Regions from separate parts of the Homo sapiens genome. Here region 2 is linked to region 1. The links are chromatin contacts, found by Hi-C or POLR2A ChIA-PET in ENCODE. All regions are on one chromosome and are shown on one strand. Each heading gives the region's core, a stretch centred on a gene start or an enhancer-like site at or near the end of the contact. The rest is flanking DNA. Distances are from core to core; before and after follow the strand shown. Region 1 overlaps MYT1L (myelin transcription factor 1 like). Region 2 overlaps MYT1L (myelin transcription factor 1 like).

Region 1 (4,280 bases), core at 281-2,780:
AACCCTGTCTCTAGTAAAAATACAAAAAAATTAGCCAGGCATGGTGGCATGTGCCTGTAATCCGAACTACCATGTTAGGCTGAGGCAGGAGAATCACTTGAACCCGGGAGGCAGTGAGTTGCAGTGAGTTGCAGTGAGCCGAGATTGCGCCACTGCACTCCAGCCTGGGTGACAGAGCAAGACTCCATCTCAGAAAAAGAAAAAAAAAGAAAAAAAAGAAAAAAAAAAACTGTAACTATACAACTCTCAGATTTGGCAACATATTCTTAAATATGACAACAAAAGCATGAGCAATTAAAAAGTAGATAAATTGAACGCTATCAAAATTTTAAAAAACAGACTTTTGTGTTGCAAATACACCACCACAAAAGTGAAAAAAACAATCTACAGAAGGGGAGAAGGTATTTAAAAATCATATATTGATAAGGGATTTCTATCCAGAATATATAAATAATTATTATAAATCAATAATAGAATGACAACCCAGTTAACAACTGGCAAAGGATCTGAACAGATATTTCTCCAAAGAAAATCTGCAAAAAACCCTAAACACACAAAAAGACTGTCAATATCATTAGTCATCAGAGATGTATAAATCAAAACTACAGTGAGACCATGCTATACCCACTGGGATGTCCAGAAGCAAACATGAGATGCTGACAAGTGCTGGTCACTTGTCACTTGCTGTATGCAGACAGCCCTCATTGCACTTGAGGATGGCCCCAGGTGCTAGACCACCAAGGGAATCAGAACATGCCTACGTTGCTGGTGAGAATGTCAATGGTGCAGTCACTTTAGAAAACAGTGAGGCAGCTCCTGAACGGATTCACCAGAGTCGAGTCACTATGTGACCCAGAAATTCCATTCCTAAAGAAGCATTAAGAACATGTTCACACATTCATATAAAGACTGTATATGTTTACTGTAACTTTATTTGTGACAGCCAAAATGGAATCTCCTTAAATTTCCATCTACTGATGAATGGACAAAGAGAATGGGGCTGATTTATATAATAAAGTTCACTAATGTGGGATATATATGAATTCATAGATAATGAAATATATATCTGCCATAAAAAGTTATGAAGCACTGATAGATGCTACGACATAAATGAAGGTTTAACACATTATGCTAAGTGAGAGAAGTCAGTCTCACACGGCCACGTCTAATGATTCCATTTACATAACAAGTGCAGAATGGAGAAAGTTGCAGAGGCAGAAGGTAGATTAGTGGCCACTTGGGGCCAGAGTCGGGGAATGTGGGAGTGATGGGGTTTCTTTCTGAGGTGATGAAAATGTTCTAAAGTTGACTGGGTGATACTTGTTTGTATCTGTGACTATCATAGGCCCGCTTATTTGTGGTTTTCCTTTTCATGGTTTCAGATACCCAAGGTCAACAATGGTCCAAAAATATTCAACGGAAAATTCCAGAAATAAACCATGATGAATTTTCCATTGTGTGCTCGTGATGAAATCTCCCGCCCTCCAGTTCCATCTGGCTGGGACATGAATCATTCCTTTGTCCAGTGCGTCCGTCCACACCGCACACCCTACCCACCCGTCAGTCACTTGGAAGCCATCTCAGTCATGAGAGCCACCGCTGTGGTACCGCAGTGTTGTATGCAGGGTGCCTCATTGCACTTCAGGGTGGCCCCAGGTGATAGAGCACCGAGGCCGGCTTGTTGTTTATCATCGCTCCATGTCATTAGTTATTATTGTTAACCTCTTCCTGGGCCAGAGTTGTAAATTAAACTTTACCGCAAATATGTGTGTATGTGAAAAAACATAGTATATGGAGTTTTGGCACTATCCATGGTTTCAGGTGCCCACGGGGGGTCTTGGAATGTATCCCACAGATACAGGAGAACACGCGATTCTAGAACCCACTGAAGTGTACACTTCCAATGGGTGCATTTTATGGCATGTGAATTATATCTCAAAGTTGTTGATATATTCATGCGATGTCTCAAGGAACACTCAGGAAACACAAATGAAGCAACTGAAGCCTCCTGAGCTACTCACTCCTGCCTCAACTTCCCACGGGCCCAGCGGTCACTTCTTCCCTGGACTCAGGGGCCAGGCTTCCCTCGAATGACGCATGGGAACCCCCTTTGTGCCCTTCAGCTCCAGGCCAAGATCCTCACCCATCAGCAATGGTGTCTGTGGGGCCTCTGACACCTGCCCATCCAGCCACTGGGCTCTGCCTCTTCACAGCCTCACCTGGTGAGCCAGGACCTGAAGCCTAGAACCTGAAACATTAACCCAAACTCATTGCCCGTGTGGCCCACTGGAGCCTGGAACCGGAGGCTCATGGTCACCGTGAGGGCACAAGGGCTCAGATGCATGTTGCCATGCTCAGAATTCCGCTTCTGGCTATAACCTCGGCTGTTGATCAGGGAGTGTCTGCAGAGCCAGGCTTCAGATCATGTGCTGCTCTGCAGATCGGGGACATGCTGGAGGCATGCTGCCACCAACTCCATCTCGCTGGGCTGAAGTACTCAGAAATGAGGGGCAATTCTCACCAGAAAGGGGAGAGCCCTGCTGGCCCAGGTGGGCTCCAAGAAGGGGGACTGAATTCTGCTAACACAAAGCACCCATGTGGGTTCTGCAGTGCCATTCATGCATTCACATGCTGCTGCACGGAGGCCTGCGTCCGCACCCGGGCAGTTTGGTTTAAGGTCATAGGTGGAGTCCTTCCCACATAAACTTTTTAAGGCACAGGGATGGTGAAGAAGTGTTTGCTCCATGCATCACAGGATTTGATCTTGCTGGAACTCCATTCATATGACCAGAAATGTGGATGCCCATGCCTTTTCCTATGCAGCCAATTTGCCTAGTAAATAACAACTAACTGCTAAGGAAGAACCAGATCAAGAGTAGATTGCCTCCTTGCACCTTTTAAATGAAATAAAACTTTGAGAGCAAGTAAAGTGCATCTCATTATTATTTCATTTTTTTTCCTGCAGTGGGATATGCAGGAATCCTGTTTTTTTTTTTTTTCCTGAGCAGTCAGAGAGAGTTCCACTGCCTCTATCTAGTGGCAAATTGGGGATTTAATGCCTTAATAACCAGCCCTTGTCCTTGTGAACCGCCTTTTGTGGGCGGTCTCCAAGTTCCTTCCAAACAGTGACTTAATTAATGCCCACAGCAGCCCTGTGCTCCAGCAAACGTGATAATCCGCCCTTCACTGCTGACAGCCCTGGGAAGGCCGGTCATCCTGGGAGAGAACTGTGCAGGGCAGAGCTCAGCAGCAGCAGACCAGAGTCAAAGGAGTGGGTGGAAGGTCGTGTCTGCATGGAAGGTGAGGAGGTGTTTATCCTCCTTCCTCTGCAGCAGGGAGCACAGGCGTCTGCTTGCTGGCAGCTTCTCAGGAGCTCCAGCATCTGTGTCTGGGCATCCCGGATGGGCACCCTGCCTGACTCTGATTCATAATCTGAGTGCTCAGCCCAGAGCCCAGAGCTCACAGAAGCAAAGAAATGAATGCAGATAAGATGTATTTAGGCCAAGAATGGCCAGCAAGGCAGGCAATGAGTGCCAATGCTGGGGCGAGCAAGAGGACTAGATCCCAGGAGCTGAAGTGGAGCAGGCAGGTTTCCGGGGAAGAAGATTCACTGGAGTTCCCCTTAAGAGGGGTGCTATCAGCCCCATGAGAAGCAGAAGCTAGAGAGTGTGCCAGAAAGAAAGGCTTTGGTGAGTCAGGATACAAGGCTTTTGAACTCCGAATTAAGATATTTGGACTTTTTTTTCTCTTCTTACCTACAAAGGGCTATTGGATTTCTTGGAGTGACACAGCGTTAAAATCAAAATTGTGTTTTAGGGTGATCTTTTCGGCCCTAATTCAAAATGCAAATTTTCTAGCTGGGCTGGCACTTGTATCCATAGATACCAGGTGTCCTGGTGTGGGATGAATCATAAGCTCGACCACGCGGGTTTTACAAAGGGATGCATGGCCTCAAGAGCACTGCAATGCTGAAGAGAATGGGTGCAAGGGCAGGGCCTTTAAGCACACGGCCTCCGAGGAGTCTCTGTTTCTGGGGACTTAATTTGGGCTCCACGATAATGATGGAAAGGAGACAGTGCAGGCGCAGCATGCAGGATGTTCACCAGCAGCGTCCTTATCACACTTGATCCTCACAAAAAGGCCACGTTCTTGCATGGTTGTTGCCACCGTGCTCTAAAGATAAGGAAGCCATGGCTATGGGAGGCCAGGCAGCTCCTCCCGCAGCTGGACCACCTGGAAGGCTACCTCACCTCCATGCCTGCACCTTCTGGGCTGTGAAA
Region 2 (3,848 bases), core at 1,122-3,621, 45 kb after region 1:
CACATGGAGATGGTGAGATGCATGGAGATTATGAACACATGGAGATGAGATACATGGAAATGAGATGCATGGAGATGAGACACAAGAGATGATGAGATGCATGGAGATAAGATGAGAGGGATGGTGGTGACAACAACCTCGTATCACACCCAATTAATTTCCAATAAATCATTCCTTATAGAAAAACCTTTTAAGAAAATTAATGAAATTACTCTTTGTAATATAAAAAATACACAAAACTATATTCTTATAAAACTAAGGGAAAGAGTCATTTTTATGATTGAGTCTACAAAGTATTAAGACTACAAAATGTGTAGAAACAAATTACAGAAGCATACGGGATGTATCTGCACATGTATTTCATAGCTTATATCATCAGCGGGTTGTCATGTGTGTTTGTATTTTTGTCCTTCTCAGTTCAAAGGATAGCAAATAAGTTGTGATTTCCACATAAAAGATTTTACAAGAGCATGTTATTAATTAAAAAGCAAAACAAAATGCAACATCTTGGGTAATAATTTAAAATTTTTTATTTGTTATAGCTATAAAGCAACATCCAAATAGTGTTTAAAATGGGGCTTATGCATAAACTTCTGTGATTAATGTTTATATAGTAGGCACAGTTATTTCCAACACATTCTGAGCTATTACTTACTAAATTGACTAAGAAAGGTTGGAATGGTATTCGACATAGTGGTTTTATAAAAATGCAAGTTAATTCTCACCATTTGAAAGACAAAAAATAGACAAATTTAAATAAATCTTATAAACAAACCAACATAAAGCAAAACAAGTGATTGAGAAATAGTAGGATTGGACATTAATAATCAAAGCCACTCTAATATATTGCCAGTACTATGCTTAAAACAATCATAATATTTTGCTTTCATAAAATATTATTACGTTAATTTACACAATGACTTACTCTACTGGTAATCCTAAAAATTCATCTCTATCACTTTAAGCTTGTTAGCATGTTCTATAGATTCATCGTGTTGTCCATCGTTGTTTTGGGAAAAGTGTTTTTTCTATTCTTCAGTGTTCACAAAAGGTAACAAGGAGGAAGACCTGGAGACCATCAGGCCATTCCTGTGGGAGCAGCCGCAGTCCCAGTGCCTCAACGGCAGATATGACTGATCATTGTCAGGAGAGGGACAGGTTTTTCATTAAAGTGATAAGTATCTACAAAACAGAATTTTGTGGACAAAATGAAAGGTTTTATTTGGAGCGTGCTCTGTTCTCCAGGCGCACATTCACAAATCATGGAGTCAGGAGTGCCCTTCCCATTCCCAGGTGAAACAGCAAAGCACCTTCAGCCTCTCATCAGGGCTGCTTGTCCAAATACTCCAGTTTGGGTGCTCCTGGCTCCTTTCCTGGGTCCCTCAGGCTCTCCAGGCGTGAGGACACACCCTCACAAACATGAGAACCCCTCTTGGAGGAAGGGGAGTTAGAGTAATTGCTGGAGGTGAGACTACCTTTGTTCCAAGATGCATTCCCGTCTGGGAGTAATTTATGAGATGTAGATTTAAAAGCCACTGACAAATGAACTATAGGCTAAATGCCCTTGCAGGGTATATGATGCTGCTGCTTACTAAATGTGTGTGCACATCCATCCGTCCATCCATCCATCCATCCAACTACAGTGTGCTTTTAACAATAGGTCCTCACTAGGTAAAGATTCACAGAACAATTAGGTAAGGAGTGAGTGAGTCAGTGACCTCCTTTTCCCAGTTCTTCAGGTGCGGTAGGAAGGAATATGCACCCACGGTTCTGGCTGCTCACAGTTCCCTGTCACAGATGCTGCTTGTGATCACTGGTAATGGAATTCCCAGGATGAACTCTTAAACGGCATGTTTAGCAGGCAGCTTAGCTGCAAAACAAAAATAACAGCAGCCAGGCGGAAGCTCCTTGGGGCTCTCAGTCACACTCTGTTCTCAGCCAAAGTTTTGCTGGCCTTTCTCCTCATCCACCCTTCCTCTAATCTCCCAAATGAGAATGAGTGGGTTTTTCTTTACGGCATTTGTCATTATCTGGGATTATATCACACAGATTTTGGTTTTAAACTGTTTTGAGGTAACTGTAGATTCACATGCAGCTGGAAGAAAGAATACAGAGATCCCATGCACCCGTCTCAGTGTCCGCCAATGACAACATTTTGCAGAACCATAGCACATACAGGCAGAACGACATTGATTCCTCCCACCGATGTCCAGATTTCCTACTTCTCTTGTGTTCATATATGTGCATGCGATTTTAGCACCAGTGTAGGTTTCTGTGTCTATGACCACAGTCAACATGCAGATAACTATCACCGAAGGAGCAAGAGTTCCTCTGTGTCCTTTTATAGCCCCGCCCACATCCTGCCCTTTCATCACCAAGTCCACCCTCTTCCCTTTCATAGCCACGCCCAGCCTTTTCCTGTTCATCACCACGCCCACTCCCTGCCCTTTCACAGCCACGCCCAGCCTCTTCCTGTTCATCACCAAGTTCACTCCTTTCCCTTTCATAGCCACACTCACCCTTTTCCTGTTCAGAGCCACGCCCATCCTTTTCCTTTCATAACCATGACCACCCCATTGTCTTTCATTGCCACGTCCATCCCCCTTCCAATTAATAGCCACGCCCACTTCTGCCCTGCACATAGCCACCCCCACCATCTTTTTTCATAACCAAGCCCAGCCTCTTTCCTTTCAGAGCCACACCCATATTCCTTCCCTTTCAGAGCCAACTCTCCTACCCTGAACTCCTGGCAACCACTCATCAGTGTTTCCTGTCGTTTTGTTATTTCAAGAACGTTCTATAAATGAAGTCATACACTGTGCAAACCTTGCAGATTGGCTTTTCTTATTCAGCATAATTCTCTGGAGCTTCCATCTGGGTTGTATCAATAGTTTATTCTTTCTAATGGCTGAGTAGTATTCCATGGCATGGCTGTACACAGTTTAACTCTTCATGCTCTGGAGGCCATCTGGGCTATTTCCAGTTTTTGGCTACCATGAATAAAGCTTCTGTAAAGATGTGTGTGCAGGTTTTACTGTGAATGTACATTTCCATCTCTCTGGGATTAATGCCTGAGAGTGGGATAGCTGGGTCATACAGCAATTACATGGCTAGCTTTAAAAGAAAACGCCAAACTGGTGTGAGTGGCTATACCATTTCACTTTGCCTCGATCAATGTACCAGTGATTCAGTTTCTCATTGTCTTAGTCAAAATTTGGTGTTTTCTTTGTGTTTTATGTCACTCATTCTAGGTATGTAGTGACAGCTCATCATGGTTTTAACTGGCATTTGCCTAATAGTTGATGGAATTAAATATCTTTTCATGTACATTTAAATTTCATCTTTAGTGAACTATCTGCCCATGTCTTTTGCCCATTTTCTTACTACATTGTTTTAAATCGTTGAATTTGAGATTTCATTGTATATTCTAGATACTAGTTCTTTGATGAATATTTGATTTCTAAGTATTTTTGCTACCTTGTTGCTTGTCTTTTCGTTGTCTTAACAGAGTGTTTTGTAGAGCAAAAGTTTTAATTTTAGTGACATCCAATTCATCAATTTTCCCTTGTGGATTATGTGTGTGTATATACCTGTTTATGCATTCATGTTCTGTCTTTCCCCACGGAAAAGCTACATTCCATTATGGTAGACACTTTGCTATCTAACTTATTTGTAAATCACAAGAGTCTAGAATTGTGCCTGGCACACACTAATGATCAACAAATTTATGCTGAATGAATAAATAAATGAATAAACACTAATTTATTAGGTAAAAACATTTTAAGTAAGTCTTTTTTCTAACACTGGGGAATGATAACAGTAGTAAAAGTGGCATATTAACATTCTGC

Evidence for each region. Hi-C counts contacts between places; a loop is a spot of excess contacts on that map. ChIA-PET counts read pairs that join two places held with the same protein, here RNA polymerase II (POLR2A). Pooled maps may share reads with other maps.
Region 2: a loop to region 1 is called in a map of heart right ventricle, with 10 times the contacts of the local background. The contact joins two enhancer-like sites. A Hi-C loop is called at or near these places in 8 of 168 maps with a recorded cell type or tissue (A673, Right ventricle myocardium inferior, cardiac septum and 2 more) and 7 of 50 pooled maps. POLR2A ChIA-PET finds 5 or more read pairs at or near these places in 2 of 52 experiments (H1 and SK-N-SH).

Annotation. Positions count from the first base shown.
Region 1 is chr2:2,011,212-2,015,491 of GRCh38, forward strand. All of the region lies in intron 4 of MYT1L (myelin transcription factor 1 like), which reads right to left. Among named protein-coding and RNA genes, the nearest start is that of PXDN, 270 kb to the left of the region's middle. Within about 2 kb of position 1,531, at least 2 of the 41 ENCODE cell types and tissues checked have a DNase peak (open chromatin) inside an H3K27ac peak, as active enhancers do.
Region 2 is chr2:2,054,885-2,058,732 of GRCh38, forward strand. All of the region lies in intron 3 of MYT1L (myelin transcription factor 1 like), which reads right to left. Among named protein-coding and RNA genes, the nearest start is that of MYT1L-AS1, 260 kb to the right of the region's middle. Within about 2 kb of position 2,372, at least 5 of the 41 ENCODE cell types and tissues checked have a DNase peak (open chromatin) inside an H3K27ac peak, as active enhancers do.